2 separate regions of the Homo sapiens genome follow, and region 2 is linked to region 1. A link is a loop called in an ENCODE intact Hi-C map of the cell type or tissue named here. Cell type or tissue: gastrocnemius medialis. All regions are shown on one strand.

Region 1 (5,000 bases):
GTAATTTTGGCCACCGCGCCAGGCCAAAACTACAAAATTCTTAGGAGAAAAACATAGGAGTAAATCTTTGTGACCTTGGGTTAGGCAACGGTTTCTCAGATGGGACATCAAAAGCACAGGTGACAAAAGAAAAAGGAGATAAACTGTATTACATCAAAATAAAAACAAATGTGCTGCAAATGATACCATCAAGGGAAAAGACGATCCACAGAATGGGAGAAAATAGTTGCAGATCAGCCGGGCGCGGTGGCTCACGCCTGTAATCCCAGCGCTTTGGGAGGCTGAGGCGGGCAGATCACGAGGTCAGGAGATCGAGACCATCCTGGCTAACATGGTGAAACCCCGTCTCTACTAAAAATACAAAAAAAAAAAATTAGCCGGGCGTGGTGGCGGGCGCCTGTAGTCCCGGCTACTCGGGAGACTGAGGCAGGAGAATGGCGTGAACCCGGGAGGCGGAGCTTGCAGTGAGCCGAGATTGCGCCACTGCACTCCAGCCTGGGTGACAGAACGAGACTCCGTCTCAAAAAAAAAAAAAAAAAAAGAAAGAAAATAGTTGCAGATCATATATTTAATAAGGGTCTTGTATCCAGAATGTAAAATGAACTCTTATAATTCAACATAAAAAGACAAATAACCCAATTTTTAAAAATGGGCAAAGGCTCTGAATAGACTTTTCTCCAAATCAAACAAACGGTCAACATGAAAAGATGCTCAACATCGCTGTCACTAGGGAAATACAAATCAGAACTATGAGATACCAATTCACATCCACTAGGATGGCTGAAGTCAAAGTGAAAACAGTAAGAAACAAGTGTTGGTATGGACGTGGAGAAAGTGGAATGCTCATGCACTGCTGGTGGGAATGCAAAATGGCGCAGCTGCTTTGGAAAATGATTTGCTGGTTCCTTAGAATATGAAATAGCGATACCGTATGACCCAGCAATTCCACCCATAACGATATACCCCAGAGAATTAAAAACACATATCCCAGTAAAAACTTGTACACACTGTTCATAGCAGCATTATTCCTAATAGGTAAAAAGTGGCAACAACTCTAATGTTTATCAACTGATGAATGAATAAACAAAATGTTGTATATATAGACAATGGAAGGTTATTCAGCAAGGAAAAGGAAGTACTGATACATGCTACGTTGTAGATGAACCTCAAAAACATTATGCTACGTGAAAGAAGCCAGTCACAAAAAACCACAGACTGTATAATTCCATTTATATGAAATGTCTAGAATGGCCAAATCTATAGAGACAGAAAGCACATTGCTTGGAGGAGCAGACAGTGAGTGCTGTTTGGGGGAAAAAATGTTCTAAAATTATATTGTAGTAACAGTGGTTGCACAATCCTGGAATATTCTAAAAAACACTGAAATGTATACTTTAAATGGGTGAACTGTATGGTATCTTAATTATATCTCAGGAAAGCTGTTTTAAAAAAACACATATTTCAAGTTAACCTATTTCATACCTTTCTTTGGCCTCCTTGAGTGCAACTTCAAGTCTCTCCACCTTCTGATTCCCTTCCCTTAGGCACAGCAGGAGCTGGCTCACAGTTAACTCCTCATGTTCGAAGTAATTCTTGGCCCCATCTGCAGATCTGCTCCTATATTTAGACAATGCCCTGTTCAGTATAAAGGTTAAAAGGTTTTCATCAGAAAAATTCCAAAGACTAAGAAGAGAGTAACCCAATATAACTGGGACCAGCTTAAAGGAACTGCTTTCCAGAACATTCTCCAACTAATTCTCAACTAGTGAACAAGCACAGCTGGTCCTGGGACCCCCAGTGCCAAGCTCCTCCATGCTTCCTAGGGAAGGTGTGGAGACTCAGTGAGGCTCTGGAGAGGCCAGCTTACAATGCACACACCCACGTCCTCCAAACAGTCACTGTGTACCTCACACCACACCACAAAACTCACGGAACAGTTCAGCAGAGGCAGCCGTGGCTGAAGGTGCCAAGCTTTCCAGAGATCTAGTCTCAAAGGGGACTGCAGTCAGACAAAAGATAAAGGCACATTGTACAGACCACTGGCCTTTCTCCAAGTTAACAGAGACCATCACAGCTTAAGTCAAGGGGAGAAAACCTTTTTCACTTGTGGTTTCAAATAATGAGAGCAGAGAAATGGAGGCTCTGTTGATATGTCAAGTATTTTTCTCGATTTCAAAATCTGACTAAATCAAGAGACATATCAGTGACAAACAGAATCATGATCACTGTTACAAAACATGAGGGATGACTATGATGATGCTAACGGCAGCTACTCTTTCAGTCACCGACTCAGGTTCGCATAGCTAATAAACAGCCAGGATTAAATCCCGGTTTCCAGGACTCTGAAGCTTCAACTCCAAACCTGGAAATCAATCTCAAACTAATTACGATACTCACAAATGGTACAGAGCTGTTATTTTAAAAATAGCCATGTGGCTTAAAAGAGGAAGCGGTCTTTGCATCTGGATATGAATGATGAGGAAGTGGCTTTGATATTTCAACCAGGGCTTTTTTATTTCCCACTACTTCCAGGAACGTCTTTAAATATGACAAAAGCAATTTGGGGGAAACGTGAAGAATTGTTAACCAAAAAAGGGAATTACTTTCGTTTATGCCAATTACTGTGTTTGACGAAAGAATATTATCTAATACTTACTTTCTTCCTTATACAAGGGCTTAGAAACATAACGGAAGACAATTTTTTTCACGTTTTGTAAGTCATTCTATATGCACATTCATCAAGTTATACAAAGAAGGTTTTACAAATCTATGAGATAGCTGGGCGCAGTGGCTCACGCCTGTAATCCCAGCGCTTTGGGAGGCTGAGACCAGAGGATCACCTGAGGTCAGGAGTTCGAGACCAGCCTGGTCAACACAGTGAAACCCTGTCTCTATTAAAAACACAAAAAGTTAGCTGGGCGTGGTGGCGGCCACCTGTATTCCCAGCTACTCGGAAGGCTGAGGCAGGAGAACTGCTTGTACCCGGGAGGCAGACGTTGCAGTGAGCTGAGATTGCGCCACTTCACTCCAGCCTCAGTGGCAGAGTGAAACTCCATCTCAAAAAAAAAAAAAAAAAAAAAAAACTCCATCTCAAAAAAAAAAAAAAGATGGATCTCTTATCCGTCTGTGAGATAAGAGATCCTGGCCGGGCGCGGTGGCTCATGCCTGTAATCCCAGCGCTTTGGGAGGCCAAGGCGGGCAGATCACGAGGTCAGGAGATCGAGACCATCCTGGCTAACACGGTGAAACCCCATCTCTACTAAAAATACAAAAAATTAGCCGGGCATGGTGGTGGGCGCCTGTGGTTCCAGCTACTCGGGAGGCTAAGGCAGGAGAATGGCGTGAACCCGGGAGGCGGAGCTTGCAGTGAGCCGAGATCACGCCACTGCACTCCAGCCTGGGCAACAGAACAAGATTCCGTCTCAAAAAAAAAAAAAAAAAAGAGATCCTTAGAGTTCTTTTCAGACAATCGTCTCTTGAATAGATGATTACAGGAGTAAGCAGCTTGCAGAAGGCGAGCTAGCAGTCTCCTTGGTGAGCACTGCTTTGCGAGAGTCAAGAGGTTCAGGCGCTCAGTTCTAGGTCTGCCTCCCTCCCCAAGGCCCTGCCACTATTTAAGATGTCTGTTTCCTCACATCTACATAGGACAGGTACACTTGAGACTCCACAGATAAGAAATCTGGGCACTTTCAGGCAACACCCACAATGACTGAGAGTGCTATCAGTCATTGTTACAAAAGATGTTCCAGTATTGGCCATGCCAGCTTATAACTGGGAAGTAGCAGGGAAAAGAAAATGAAAATATTTCACTTATGGAAGCTGGGCAGGCTGGTCTGGGTCAAATGGCACCGGGGAACCAATGAGCAAACATGTCTTTGATTAGGAACAAATCATTGACTTGATTGAGAACCAGTTTGCTTTCACTTTTCATCTGCTGGAGGTGAGACACCACTAGAACAGAGCAGTCAGTGTGAGCCAAACAGGAACCAAACAGTTTTTAATCTTTGCCAGTTTGAGCTGCAACATTAAATAGCATTCAAACCAAATATTCTGGAAAGATCCTGGTATAAATCATAAAGAAGTTACTTCCTCAGGTCACAACATTTGACCTCCGGTGACAAGCACCCAGTGACGAGCCTGCCCAGCCTGTCTGCCTGACAGCCCGAGTCTTCCTTCACATACGTGCCAGTGGAGACTGTTCTCGTGGGCCCAGGACTATGCTTGATTTCTTTTACTGACCCTTCTGCTTCTCCTTCCTGTGAAAACAGAAATGCAAGGGATTTAACACAATATGTCTACAAGACAAATTCTTTGTCAAAAGAAGAAAAAGACAAAAGATGAATTTTTGTGACATGCAACCCAAGGAAGCTTCCAAACATTCAGATGTGCACTGTTTAAACGGGGTGGCTCAGAGGAAATGGAAACGTACCCTCCCCTCACCTGGCACGCCCTGTCGGGATTATAAATATCCCAGCTAAGGCGTGAAGGTCAGTTTCATCTCGCCATACACATTCTACCTGACTCTGTAAACATGAAAGCTTATCTGCTCCTCCCTTTCCTTGGCAGTTCCCTCTTTCTCAAGGTTAAGGTCATACAGAGCTGGTGACAACTCCACATATCCTTCCTTTAAAATGCAAAATGCTAGAACTCACTGAGGTAAAGTTAAAAAAGAGGCAGTTTCTGTGAATGAGATTCACAAAGCACCATCTTGGCCAAGTTGGTTCCCATTAGAAATTTGTATGCACCACAGGTCACTTAGGGAACAAGATAGTCTAAGACCCACAGGATTTGAAAGACATTTATATTCCAATAAGCTCCCAGGGAAAATCTTCAAAAATGCACAAAGATAGTTCTAGGTATATACGTATAAATATATATATAATATATTTAGATATTTAGATATAGAAATATATATTATATAAATATATAATGTTATATATGTAATTATATATTAATTGTATAATATATAATGTATAATATATTCTATATTATATATTATA
Region 2 (5,000 bases), 67 kb before region 1:
AGGAATAAAGTGTTGATAAATGCTACAGCACGGATCAATTGTGAGAAAAATTATGCTAAGCAAAAGAAGCCAGACAGAAAAGGCCACATATTGTGATTCCATTATATGAAATGTCTAGAAGAGGCAAATCCATAGAGACAGAAAGTAGGTTAGTGCTTACCAGGGGCTGGGGGAGAGGAGACTGGGGAGTGATTGCTAGTGGGTACTGGGTTTCTTTCTGGGGCAATGAAAGGGTTCTGAAATTACACAGTGGTGATGGTTGCACAGCTCTGTGAATGTACTAGAAATTACTGAATTGTTGACTTTATTTATTTATATTCTTTTTTGGAGACAGAATCTCACTCTATCGCCCAGGCTGGAGTATAATAGTGCGATCTCAGCTCACTGAAACCTCTGCCTTCCAGGTTCAAGTGATTCTCTGGCCTCAGCCTCCTGAGTAGCTGGAACTACAGGCGCCCACCACCATGACCGCCTAATTTTTGTATTTTTAGTAGAGATGGGGTTTCACCATGGTGGCCAGGCTAGTCTCAAACTCCTGATCTCAGATGATCTGTCCGCCTCGACCTCCCGAAGTGCTGAGATTACAAGAGTGAGCCACCACACCTGGCCTGAATTGCTTACTTTAAAAGGGTGAATTGCATGGTATGTGAATTATACCTAAATGAAGCTATTATTTTTTAAAAAGCCCTAAGAAAAGGTATAATGGAGTTAAAATATAGGCTAAAATACAATTTTCATTGTATTTCATCATGTTTGCTCTGTGGAATTACAAGAATTAAAGGCAAACAAAAATTCTGTCTTAAACTTCTTGGTCAGATAAAAGATCACTTTCCTAAGAGGTTAAATCCCCTCACCTTTCCCCTGCCCTCACTTTTTTAAACTGGCAGTTATTAACCACACATTAAATTTTCTCATTTTGACTCTTCCTTTAAGTGGGAAACTCAGTTCCAAACTGGTCATCACAGCTAAAGCACCAACAGTTTATTCCTAACTGTTCTTTTCTTTAGCAGAAACCATCCTAACAAGGCTGAAACCAACCAAATTCACAGTCTGCGTGCACGGCTCTCCATTCTTCTTCTTGGCTTTACAGGTTCCCAGGTCAAGAGCTTCACCCATAATTAAGACCTTCTGAGGATGATCGATAGATAAACACACCTGTAAGAAAAGGTGGGGCAGGAGTTAAAGGCGGACAAAATTATGGCCTTTTATTAGCAGGAATAGAAAAAAGAATGGTTGGTGCTGATTTAAGAAGGTTATTGCCAGGCGCAGTGGCTCACACCTATAATCCTAGCACTCTGGGAGGCCGAGGCAGGTGGATCGCTTGAGGCCAAGAGTTTGAGACTAGCCTAGGCAATGTGGCAAAACCCTGTCTCTACAAAAAACCACAAAAATTAGCCAGGCATGGTAGTGCGTGCATGTAGTCCCAGTTACTTGGGGGGCTGAAGTGGGAGGATCACTAGAGCTTGGGAAGTCCAGGCTGAAATGAGCTGTGATCACACCACTGCACTCCAGCCTGGGCAACAGAGTGAGGCCGTCTCAAAAAGGAGAGAGGTTTTAGTGGTCTAAAGGAATTTGAAGCCAGGGCTCTATAACCGTTTTAGGAACAGGGATGCAGAAGGCACCTTCAGTTCTTTTCCCATTTTCCATCCTTTCCTTCATCTTTGCGATTGGAATCCTGATTTTCTCTAGGCTGGCTGACTTCTCAGCCTCAGGTCATAGATCCTGTTCCCTGTTCTCCCAGCACTCCTTAGAGCTAGCATTGGTTATGTGATAAGTTCTAGATGCTCAGACATAAACAGGAGTTGGTAGGGAAGCTTCTGCTTTCCTGACAAAATGAGTTAGGAGGCTGGCTCCCCCTTCCTCTTCACTTCTTGCCTTGAATGGAGATGACTGGAGGGAGACAAGTCCCTCAAGGGCCTTGCTGAACTCAGCTCTCTCCCTTCTTGTTTGCAATTCTCTTCTTGGACAGACTGTACCAAGAGGGACTGTCCTGAATAGCTCGGGCTTTGTCCTCACCCCTCCTAGGACAAGATCTCTTACAACACTTGAGCTCAATAAGCCAAGTAGCCTCCAGGTTATAAAACCCAGATCAGGGTGCTTTCATAATCCCTCCGCTGCAGGGTGAAGAGAGCCATGAGCAGACAGGACTCTGCCTGCCTGGAGTGCCTTGACTGAGTCTTGGTGGACTGGCTCAACCCAGATCCTAGGCTTCTGTGGAGTCTCGCTGCCTAAGGTGCTTTGCCCAATTTGTGTGTGCTTTGTCTCCCGGATGCATACTCCTGTAGGCAGGCTTGTGCAAAGCTGCTGGTAGCTTGGTTTATGCTGAACCACTGGCAGCTGGGTTTGTACAAAGCTTCCAGCCAGATCTGGGAACCTACCAGATCTGGAAATAGTAGAAATTGGCAAGGTGTTTAGAGCCCTCCCACAGGACTGGTAAACAGTGCATGGTATTCCTCTCCAAGAAACTGGCACCCTTCCACGGTATGCCAATTCACAGTGATGGCTAGAGTTTCAAAGGCATCTTGTGACCAGGAGAGAAAGGCTGAGACTCACAGAGATGTCACTCTTAAATCACTATAGTGTTTAAATCTGAATTTTTTTAATATGTAAGAAAAATAAGCCCCACTGTTTATTGTTGAAAAGAAACTATACTTAAGTTTGTTTGTTACTTGCAGCCAAACACATTCCTAACCAATAGAGGAAGATTTGTTGCCATTCTCTGGTGAAAGCAAGGAATGAGATAACATTTTTCTCACTTCTCTTGAAAATAATAATCTGACTACAACAGAGTAAAGCTCCATGCTGGGTCAGAGTAGAGAAACTGCCAGTTGCTATTCACACTGTGTCTAGATTTGCAATTTCCTAGAGAAGCAGTAGGTAGTGCCAAAACTCTAGTATTTGAGAAGATGAAAATTCACTTTGATTTTAAACTGCAGCTATGGTTGTCACAGTCAACGGAGCAAAATCCCCTCAACTATAAAACACTGCTTTCTTGATGCCACCATAAAAATTTATATAAGGAATCATGCTGGGCACGGTGGCTCACACTTGTAATCCTAGTACTTTGGGAGGCCGAGGCGGGTAGATCACTTGAGCCCAGGGGTTCGAGACAAACCTGGGCAACATAGTGAAACCCTGTCTCTACAAAAAACACAAAAATAGGCTGGGCGTGGTGGCTCATGGCTGTAATCCCAGCACTTTAAGAGGCTGAGGCAGGTGGATCACCTGAGGTCAGGAGTTCAAAACCAGCCTGGCCAACATGGTAAAACTCGTCTCTAATAAAAATGCAAAAAAAATTAGCTAGGCATGGTGGCACATGCCTGTAATCCCAGCTGCTGAGGGTGAGGCAGGAGAACCACTTGAACCTGGGAGGTATAGGTTGAAGTGAGTCAAGATCACGCCATTGCACTCCAGCCTAGGCAACAAGAGCGAAACTCCATCACATACACACAAAAAAACCACAAAAATTAGCAGAGCATGGTGGCATGCACCTGTAGTTCCAGCTACTCAGGAGGCAGAAGTGGAAGTATCACTTACGCCCAGGAGACGGAGTTTGCAATGAGTCAAGAACACATGACTGTACTCCAGCCCGGGCAACAGAGCAAGACTCACTTTCAAAAAAAAAAAGAAGGTATGAATCCAAGGAAACCTGAGTACAATAGTTCAAAAACTCCAGGAACTTTGTAACTAATTTGAAAAGATGGAATAAAAGTAGTTGTTACAAAACACTTTAGAATAGGTGGAAATTCAGAATACTGATGGGTAATGAATGAACAAAAAATGAAAAGCCAGATTCACGGAGACACAATCACATAAAAGCATGACTTATTTTCTGGAGGTAGACTAATACAAACTTTTTTCTTTTCTTGTCTTTTTTTTTGAGATGGGGTCTTACTTTGTTACCTAGGTTGGAGTGCAGTGGCACAATCAGGGCTCACTACAGCCTCAACCTCCCACCGCAGCCTCCTGAATAGATGGAACTACAGTTGTGTGCCCCCACTCACAGCCAGTTTTTACATTTTTTGTAGAGATGGGGTTCTCACTATGTTGCCCAGGCTGGTCTTGAACTCCTGGGCTCAAGTGATCCTCCCGCTTTGGCCTCCCCAAAGTGTTAGGATTACAGGTGTGAGCCACTGTGTGCTGCATCAAACATCTTTGATAAAACTCAGTTAACTTGTAAAGACAATCATCAATCAAATCCCAGAAACAGGCTCTTACCTCCTCTGAACCATCCTTGGGCTTCATGGGGTTGGCATTGAGGATCCCTACGACAGTCCCCTGCTCCGTCTTCCAGAGCGCTTTGTGAACTTCTCCAAATAAGAACAAGGACACACATTGTGTCAGGTCACGAAGATCATTCAGTTTCCATATGCTGAAGGTTTTTCCCTGGAACAAATAGTTATTTTTTATAATTTTGAACTGTAGGTTATGCCGTCCTCATTTATGATTCAAGAGTTTTACTATGGAAAACTATATGCCTATAATCCATAAAATCCAAGTTTTTTTGTTGTTATTCAAATATGTATCATCAGCATGTGTGATAACTTTAACCCATTCTCTAGGCTTTTGCATTCTATTACCCTTCTCATTTTAGAGATGAAAGTGAAATAAAGCAAGCCAGTGGCAAACTTGTTAGCAGAGTCTCTAGTTATCTCGGGTCTAAGCAGAGGGAGTGGGATAGCACTGCCTTTCTAATGACACAGAGACACACACACACATCATTAAAAGGACAGTGGAAGGTATGACAGTACCATTTAATAACTTACTGATATGAATCAATATTAGGTAAATGAGTAAATCTATTCCATATCATTGGTTAATTATATGATGATTATTATTTTTAGAGACAGAGTCTTGCTCTGTCATCCAGGTTGGAGTGCAGTGGTGCAATCATGTCCCGTTGCTCACTCCAACTCCTGGGCTCAAAGAATCCTCCATCCTCAGCCTCCCAAGCAGCTGGGACTACAGGCATGTGCTACCAGCCCCAGCTAATTTTTTTT

Evidence for each region. A loop is a pair of places that touch in the nucleus more often than their neighbours do. Peaks named below come from ENCODE experiments on the same cell type or tissue, not always from the same donor. Only the 100,000 strongest peaks of a DNase experiment are listed, where the experiment ranks them.
Region 2: it touches region 1 in a loop (13-fold over the local background); 1 of 110 quality-filtered maps calls a loop at or near these places.

What each region holds. Positions count from the first base shown.
Region 1 is chr10:13,115,523-13,120,522 of GRCh38, reverse strand. OPTN (optineurin) reads right to left here. Exons shown (of 15, transcript NM_001008212.2): 6 at 4,183-4,256; 7 at 1,483-1,635. Among named protein-coding and RNA genes, the nearest start is that of OPTN, 18 kb to the right of the region's middle. RefSeq lists an enhancer at 3,765-3,974. In gastrocnemius medialis, no CTCF peak of the experiment used is centred here; DNase peaks (open chromatin) are centred at 1,882, 2,302, 2,977, 4,152 and 1 weaker place; H3K4me3 peaks cover 2,160 bases; H3K27ac peaks cover 5,000 bases.
Region 2 is chr10:13,182,319-13,187,318 of GRCh38, reverse strand. MCM10 (minichromosome maintenance 10 replication initiation factor) reads right to left here. Exons shown (of 20, transcript NM_018518.5): 8 at 4,219-4,386; 9 at 1,039-1,155. Among named protein-coding and RNA genes, the nearest start is that of MCM10, 23 kb to the right of the region's middle. In gastrocnemius medialis, no CTCF peak of the experiment used is centred here; DNase peaks (open chromatin) are centred at 2,038 and 2,458; H3K27ac peaks cover 2,320 bases.